Linked DNA regions of Homo sapiens: regions 1 and 3 are each linked to region 2. A link is a contact called in ENCODE Hi-C data. All regions are on one chromosome and are shown on one strand. The core of a region is the stretch at or near the end of the contact, and the rest is flanking DNA. Distances in the headings are between cores, read along the strand shown.

Region 1 (2,899 bases), core at 30-2,529, 1.8 Mb before region 2:
GCGACTGGGTGCCAGCACCGGCCCGTGAGACTGAGTGTGGCCCGGGTGGTGCAGGCCGTTCAGGTGCGACATCATGGCCGCAGGTGGGGTGCCCAGGCCGCGGGACAGGTGTTGCTCACCGCGGGTCAGCATGGCAGTGTGGTGCGCGTCGAAGTTGGGGCTGAGCATTTTGTCGTGGCCCGGCGGACCGTAGTTGGGCAGACTCTGCTGCGCGTTGTGGAGGCCGCCTAGCCCGTTGCCCAGCGGCGTGGCGGCCAGCGGGGACAGGCTCTGGCTCATGCCGGGCATCTCCTTGTAGGGACTGTAGAGGTTGTTCATGGCCGGGAGCCCGCGCTCGTCGCGCATGAGGGTGAAGCTGCCGCTGACGTTGCCGGACAGGCGCTGGTGGTGGTGGTGGTGGTGGTGGTGCGGATGGTGGTGCGGGTGAGGGTGGTGGAACTTGTCAGACACGGTGGAGATGGGTGGCAGCGGCTGGAGCGGTGTCAGCGTGGTGTAGGTGTTGCTCATGCCCATGCCAGGCGGAGACGAGTCGCAGGACATGCTCATGGCGTGGTGCAGCGGGATGGAGAGCTCGGGCCGGTAGTCGCCGCCGTCCAGGATCGAGGCCATGCTGGTGACCATGGCCGAGCGCGACGCCGCCGCTGCCGCCGCTGCCGCCGTGCCCAGCTCCTGGTGCGCGGTTGGAGGCGGCGGAGGGCCCCGCAGCGAGCCAGCGGCGCCGCGGCCCGCGTGGTGGGGGCTGGGGCTGGCCAGCAGCTCCTGCTCATGGCCCGGGCCCCCGCCGCCGCCCCCGCCGCCCCCGCCGCCGCCCCCGCCACTGCCGCCGCCGGCCGGCCCGTGCAAAGTGCCCAGACTTTCCATTGTCAGCTCCGGGTTCATGGCGCAGCCTTCTAGGTCTTTGGTGAGGCATCGATAGGCGGTGTAGGCAGCCTTCATTCAGTCCATCAGGGCCCGGGGGCGGCGGGGGCGGCGGGGGCGGCCGGCGGGCGGGCAAGGCGCGCGTGGCGGGGCTCGGCTGCGGGAGTGGGGGCGGGCGCGGGAGTGAGTGGAGAGGAGTGCGCGTGCGGGTGTGCGCCCCGGGCTGCGGGCGGGCTCGCCCGGGGTGGGGGCGGGGTGGGGGCGGACGGGGCGTGCGTGCGGGAGAGGGGAGGGGACGGGGAGGGAGGGAGGGATCACCGGGCCCCGCCGCTCGGGCCGGCTCGCAGCCTCGCCATGTCCGAGCCCGCTCCGGCGCCGACGTCTTCTGTTTGGGTGAGCGGGAGCTGTCCAGAAGGGCTCTGCCGCTCGCCGGGGCAGCCAACCTACCCTCCCGGACCTGGGGCGGGGCCACGCCCGACGGGCGCCAAGCGCAACCACTCCGAGGCCGCAGCTGCCCCGGGAGGCGGGCCTTCCACGGGAAGCTACCAGTGGCTGTGGAGGGGGCGGGGCCGCACTTTTCAGGTTTGGCTGACGGCTCGGTGCCTTTTTTACCTCCTTTGCTACTGGAATCAAACGTCAAGGAGAGGGAGGGAGGAGAAGGTGGGGGGGTCGCTGGGGAGAGGGAGGCTGGAGTGCGAGCGAGCGAGAGAGATTCGGTGAAAGATGCCGTGCTGTGTCCCCCCTGAGCAGCTGCGATCTGGGGGAAGGGGCATTGCTTCAATCGCCTTCGCCTCACCCCAAAGCTTTCCTGGAGGCGAGTAAGCCGGGAGCAAAAGACTCCGCTATGTGCCAGTATAGACAAACACTCGTCACTAACAAGCCACTTACCGAGAGTCCCTAGCTGGGAGCCAATAGTTTAGCCTTTTAAAATGCAGGCGCTAATGTATTCTAATGCATGGTAAATTCCCGAGGCCGGGACATGCATAATCTACGCGGTCAGAGCAACTGTAGTGCCCTCGTCGCCAGCGAGCTGCGGCCGGCCGGCGGCCCACGGGCGGCGCGGGCAGCAGTAATGCATGCAAAGTTAACACAATAACATCATTTAATTACCCGGTGAGCCCATAAATCTCAGTTATGAGGCTTCCGAAGAGCCCTGCTAGATTGCAAAACAAAACTAGAATTCCGGGAGCTGCCGTTTCAAGGTGACCAAGTGCTTTCTGCATCAGCGACTTGGAAAGAAGTGGGGAGAGTGTAGAACCGGTGAGGTGGAGGTGAGGAGGGTCGCTGGTGTCCCAAGTGAGCAAACTTCTCCTGGGGGCAGAGAGTAAGCAAACCAGCTGAGACGGCAACCACGGACCTTTCTCCTAACACGAGACACACACACGCGCACACACACACACACACACACACACACACACTCCCGCTTCTCTCAAATCCCGGGAGAGAAACGGCGGTGGGCAGACGACAAGGAATCCTGGCTGACACCTGCATATTCAAACCTTGTTTCTGAAAAGACCAGCGCCCCGGCCAGCCTGAGAACGCTCACAAGCCAAGGCTTTAAAAACCGCACCTACGTCTTCCTAGAATTTCCGTTGTTTGGCAACCCCAGGTCTGGAGGTGGGAGTGGAACTGGGGGACAGAGAGTTGGAGATTTCTGCAGTCCGAGTCGGGGTGGAGGGGTAGTTGAAGACAGAGAGGCCAACACCCGGCATAAAGCCTTAAACGTAACAAGATTCTTCCAAAGCAGGTTGCGCTCTGTTTGCCTCCGAAGATTCAAGCTAGCTGAGGTTGCGCAGATGTTGCCTTTGTTTAAAGAGACAGTAATTAAGGACAGGGTGGACATAAGTTTGAGAAGCGTGACCTATTTTCTTTTGATCAGCTGTCAAAAGAAGAGCAGGGGGTCTCCTTAAGACAGCCCCCTTCAACCACTTCCAGCTGTTAGAGAAAACTTGATAAGAAAACAAGGGCAGAGCTCGGAATACTGTATGTCCCTTCTTGGTGCCAGAGAAAGGTTTGATTCATTTGGAAAACAGTTCTTAGT
Region 2 (2,751 bases), core at 156-2,655:
AACTATCCTGTGTTCATTTTTTTTTTTATAAACAATAAGAAAAAGTTGTTGGATTTTTTTTTAATGATTTCTTTTTTGGGGGAGGGAATTTTGTTGCAGTTTTATGGTGGAAAATGCAAAAACCAGAGCCAGGTGCATAATCTTGTAATCTGTGGATATCCCTGGAGCAGGACTGAGTACCAGTTAAAATACTTTTTGGGGATACACATGTGAGATACTAAGTACTTGCAGAAGATTTTTGTCTCTCTTTTTAAAGTCTCTTTCCTTGGAATATTGTGAGAATATTTGTGGCCATTTAAGGTAACGTTTCAATTTGCCGTCAGAGTAAACTGTTTGTAATTGAATTTAATTTTTAAAATGTCGATCCCGATGTTTTATTAAAACAAAAGGGACAACCTATTAAATAATTGCCAATGGGAAAAAGTGTGTGCATGCATTTTGTGTATGTACTCGCACATCTAGCAATACCAGGATTTGTAGAATGTGTGTTTTTTTTTTCAAACACACGTTAAAATAGCTTATGTTGCATATACCGGATAAAGCACGCTTGTTATTACGAAACGATAGAATTATGAAGCTTAAATTTTATCCTAAAAAGTGATGTGAAAAAGTATGTTTTAAGAGCATGCAGGGCCTATAATGGTAAATGTTGAATTAAAAACTTACAGTGCTGGCGAACAGGGACTTAGCGTGCCTAGGAACTCAAGTGCAAAAACAAAACAACATCCACCCCCAAAAATTGCCCTTTTTTTTTTTCGAAGTTTGCAGTTATACTATTCTGTGACTTAAAAGGGAGGGGAAAGAAAGTATGCAATTCAGATTTCGCCCCCAACGCAAAACTACCGAAACGAAAATCTCCCCAGGAAAATGTGGCTTGATTTATAGACGAAAAAGAAAAATATTGTTCCTCTTGGCAAAGTCTTTTTGCATCACGTGTATTTGCAGCCTAGTATAAACTTGCTTTGCCGTGTGTGGATGTGTGAGTGAGAGGGAACGAGAGTAAGAGAAAGAAAGAAGTGAGGGGATGTAAACTCGAATAAATTTCAAAGTGCCTCCGAGGGATGCAACGGGCAAAAACTGAACTGTTCAGGCTTCAGATTGTAACTGACGATCTGAGGAAAAATGAGGTGCTCGATGAATTTTCGTTTGTATTTTTTGGCGAGGCGGGGGAGGTGTTGAGATTTTTTTTTTTTCCCCTCGGGGTGGGTGCGAGGGGGATGCATCCTAGCCTGCCCGACCCGGAGCAAGTCGCGTCTCCCCGCCGGAGCCCCCCCACCCATTTCTTTGCTGAACTTGCAATTCCGTGCGCCTCGGCGTGTTTCCCCCTCCCCCCTTCCCTCCGTCCCCTCCCCTCCCCGGAGAAGAGAGTTGGTGTTAAGAGTCAGGGATCTTGGCTGTGTGTCTGCGGATCTGTAGTGGCGGCGGCGGCGGCGGCGGCGGGGAGGCAGCAGGCGCGGGAGCGGGCGCAGGAGCAGGCGGCGGCGGTGGCGGCGGCGGTTAGACATGAACGCCGCCTCGGCGCCGGCGGTGCACGGAGAGCCCCTTCTCGCGCGCGGGCGGTAGGTACCGGCGCCTGCGGGGCTCGGCGGGGCGGAGGCGCCCGGCGGCGCGGGGTTCGGGCTCGGCGGCCCCGCACGCGGCTCCGCGCCTCCCGCGCCGCGGGCTCCCGGCGCCCGGCGCTCCCAGAAGAGACACCCCTTCCCCTCCCGCCGCTTCCCTCCCCCTCGCCGCCAGCCCCCCCGCCCCTCCCCTTGATGCCCCCTCGGAGGGACCGAGGACTTTGCCAGGGGCCTGACTTTAATTTTTATAACCCCTTTCTTTCACAAATTAGGGTGCTGGACAATTAGAGGACCCGACCCTCCACTCCGCTCCCCCCAACCCTGTCACCCCACCCCTCCCCCTTTGGACGTGTTTTCACTCCAGAGACGCTCATCTTTAATTTCTTGATAGCTACTTTGAAAAGCGGAGGGGAGTGGTGTGTGCGAGTGTGTGTGCGTGTGCGAGTGTGAGTGTGCGAGGGGGGTGGGGTGCAGGGTGGGGGGAAAGTTGAGATCGGATCGTTCTCAGTAGTTTCTCTTTTCTCTGTGATCCATTCATTTCTCGCTCTACCTCCTGTTGCATAAAATGATGCGCTGAAGAGCGGCTTTTTTTTTTTCTTTCCCTGATTTGGTTTTATAGTGGATGTTACCAGTTTGATCGTCTCTTTGGAAATACAATATCGCTTTTTTTTTTTTTTTTTTTTTTTTTTTTTTTTTTTTTGCTATTGCTGCCTATTCCATCTTAAAAAAACAAAACCAAACCCAACCCAACAACAAGTCTCCCATCCCTTCCTCCTTTCCACCTTAATCCCACCCGCCCCCACGTCCCCACCCCCAACCCCCCAGTCTCCAAAAATCCGATTGTGTTTTCTCCAAGGATTGGGACTGGATTTTCTGATTGCGGTTATTTCCATGTTTCTAGGTTTGTGTGATTTTGCTAAAATGCATCACCAACAGCGAATGGCTGCCTTAGGGACGGACAAAGAGCTGAGTGATTTACTGGATTTCAGTGCGGTAAGAAAGAACGGTGGAAACTAACAACAGCTGTGAAAAAAACAAAACAAAAACCCAAACACTTCAGCTAGAAACCAGTAGGAATCTAAAGGACAGTAATAATTTTTAATTGGCTGAATCCTTGGTAAATATGAAGGTCTTTTTGACAAGTTTTTAACTATAATTTTGTGGTGTGATGGAAGATTCAGGCTTTTTTTTT
Region 3 (2,700 bases), core at 8-2,507, 1.2 Mb after region 2:
ACAGACAAAAAGAAAATGCACAATTTAAGTTTCATTATGAAAAGTTTTCCAACTTTTCCCCAAAAGAGTATACAAAAGTAGAATCGTTCAATAAACCCCTATGTACTCATCATCCTGCTTCCAACAATCGCTGAACAGACCCCAATTGTAGCTAAAGTGGGTAGGGACCCACCCACTTCTCCCCACTTCAGCCACAGGATTATTTTGAACCCCACATATCTCATGCAAATCCCATATATCTTACCATTTCCTCCGTACAGGCTTCAGTTCGAATCTCCAAAAGAAAATCCATCACGCGGAAGAACAGAATGTTAAACTTATTGACAACAAATTTTAACTAACTTTGATTCAAAAACAGAATGTTCAGTGTTAAATAGCCAATGGGAATATCGCACAGGAAATTAAGAACAACTCTTGGAAATAGCTCTGTGACTGCTAAGTTAGGAAAGGGAACGTTTGTTTACTCGGCAGCAGAAAACCAGGAACCCACCGACCGGCCAGCGAAGGTCGCCCGTCTCCAGCAGTGCGCATCGTTCCCCTACCCCGGGCGCCCTGAATTCCAATTTTTCCAGTCCCAATCAGGCGACACCCTCCCTTTGGTGTTCCACCGCCCGTCAGTCACAGACACAGACAAGTTCTTCAGTGAGATGCTTTTCACTCCGAAACCATTTATTCAGCAGCCAGGGCGAGCGCAGCAATGGACTGAAGGAGAAGTGTTCCGAAGCGACAGCCCCAGAGCGCAAGCCCCTTCCTGTCGCCGCCTCAGGTCCGCAGACGCCCGTGTGAGCCCCCTCCGCCGCGTCCCGCGACCCTCCCTCGCCCAGGGGGCACTCCCCCTACAGTGTTCTTCCTTCCACAGAGACTCCACAAGCGCCCTCCCTCAGGAGACGTCTCCTCCTCTTTCCTCGCCACTCTCCTTTCGCCTTTTCTCGGCTGTCACAGGATGGGACAACCCTCGAAAAGACACCCTCCTTTCCGTCCTAACTCACCCCTAAGGCCCCAAAATAAAAATAAAGGAAAACAAAAACAAAAACCGCACACTTCCACAGCTCTCCGCCGAAAGCTCAGGCCTGTTACCCAACGCGAGACACCACAAAGCATCCCCAACCCGGACACCGCCCCGCCTCAGGCTCGGCTCACTCGCAGCTTCCTCCGCAGTCACAGCAGAGCTCGACACCCGCGCTCGCTTTCAAACCGCCCCAACATGGCGCCGGCCTGCGGTGCGCATGCGCGGCAGTGGGGCGCCGGGCGCGAGCGGAGATGAGGGAGCGGCCGGAGAAGAGAGGATGCTGTTGAGCGTTAGGTCGCGACCCCTGCTGGAAGGTGCTGTTTCTCCCTCCTTTCTGGGGCTGGGAATGGGGGGATGTGGGCTGCATCCAAGTCGCTGCCCCCCACGCCCTTCCAACCTCCGTCACAGCTATTCTCGGCCAGTTTGCGCGGGGACTTGCTGATCTCCCTTCAGCCGGCCCCGGGGTCTGCGGGAGGGGACTGGGTGGGGAGGGAGACTTAAGGGCGCTGGCGGCTGTCGTTCCGGTCGCTGAGAGTCTGCCCCACAGCTCCAGTTTTTCCAAGTGAGTTCAGCCTCCCCGCTTCCAGAGCATCCCCCGCCAAAAATAAGATATCGTCTCAGCTAGTAGGCAGTCCCCCCTCACCACTTCTTTCACTCCCTCTTCAGTGCCTTTCCTCTCACACCCCGGAGCCTCTCACACACAAAGCAGATGGGAGATTGGAGACCCGAGTTTAGCCAGGGATGGGATTTAACAAACTCCTAGGAAGCCTTGATTCCCAGGGAAGAATGGCAGTGACCCCGCACGGATTGGGGACCCAGTCAGGCAGCTCAGAAAGAGGGTCATTGTACAAACAGATGTAAAGACTCACTAACATGTGTGAACCTGTCTGTAAGTCTGGAAGGAATCCAGTTTCAACCAATTGGTGTATCAAAAAAAGAGGCCATCCCAATGTTGGTTTATGTTTATTTTCCACTGACCCTATGAGTGAAGATATCCTTGACCATGAGTCCATCTGAATATGTTCCAGCTCATCCGACGTTCCACCACCATGTAATACAATTGTAGTCTTACTGTTTGCACTTTCTTCTTTTTACCCTTTGTAGCCTACTAAATTTTACCTTCCCTTTTCTCTTAGCAAATGAAAAAGTCCGGAAGCTATAACGTTCAGTTTAGTGGTTAAACACAGGTCTATTGTGGCAGTAATAGTTGGTGATTTGAAAATAAGACATACCCTGCTAGTGGTATGTCCCAATAATCTTCAAAGTCTCTAGATCAATTAATATCAAGTAGGTTTCCAATAGGAAATCAAGAACGGTGTTTTATATGCTAAGACGAGCCCTGGTCGGGGATTAACAATCCTTGTTAATTGTTAGTGACGTAAGCTTAAAAACTTAAATTTTTGTATCCACGTTCCACCTAAGTGTCTTTTTAAACTGAGTTCCTTTAAAATAGTTTCTTAAAGATTCTTTTTATAAACAGTATCTTTTAAAGTTTTTTGTACTATATTTTTCTTTCATCTTGGGGCATATATGTAGCAAATGTTTCCTAATGAAGACAAAGTATAGATAAAGGACACTGAGAAGATATAAAGAAAATTATCAAATATATTGACCTAATTCATGGATCAAAATAATTCTACTTCTGCCTTGTTTCCTCACAGGTTAAGAGATATGGAGATTTCCACAAGGAT

The links. A loop is a pair of places that touch in the nucleus more often than their neighbours do. Pooled maps may share reads with other maps.
Region 1: a pooled map shows a loop between it and region 2 (14-fold over the local background). The contact joins the promoter of ONECUT2 here to the promoter of TCF4 in region 2. A Hi-C loop is called at or near these places in 2 of 37 single-sample maps with no recorded cell type and 9 of 50 pooled maps.
Region 3: a map of OCI-LY7 shows a loop between it and region 2 (6-fold over the local background). The contact joins the promoter of STARD6 here to the promoter of TCF4 in region 2. A Hi-C loop is called at or near these places in 3 of 168 maps with a recorded cell type or tissue (OCI-LY7 and naive thymus-derived CD4-positive, alpha-beta T cell) and 9 of 50 pooled maps.

Annotation. Positions count from the first base shown.
Region 1 is chr18:57,433,754-57,436,652 of GRCh38, reverse strand. It overlaps ONECUT2 (one cut homeobox 2), which reads right to left and starts at 1,279. Exons shown (of 2, transcript NM_004852.3): 1 at 1-1,279. The coding sequence starts at 936. RefSeq lists a silencer at 1,350-1,399 and enhancers at 1,393-1,972, 1,973-2,553.
Region 2 is chr18:55,586,846-55,589,596 of GRCh38, reverse strand. It overlaps TCF4 (transcription factor 4), which reads left to right and starts at 1,405. Exons shown (of 20, transcript NM_001083962.2): 1 at 1,405-1,559; 2 at 2,461-2,552. The coding sequence starts at 2,481.
Region 3 is chr18:54,356,415-54,359,114 of GRCh38, reverse strand. It overlaps STARD6 (StAR related lipid transfer domain containing 6), which reads left to right and starts at 1,257. Exons shown (of 8, transcript NM_139171.2): 1 at 1,257-1,323; 2 at 2,671-2,700. It overlaps C18orf54 (chromosome 18 open reading frame 54), which reads right to left and starts at 1,209. Exons shown (of 9, transcript NM_001288980.2): 1 at 1,040-1,209; 2 at 245-341. RefSeq lists enhancers at 623-692, 194-705.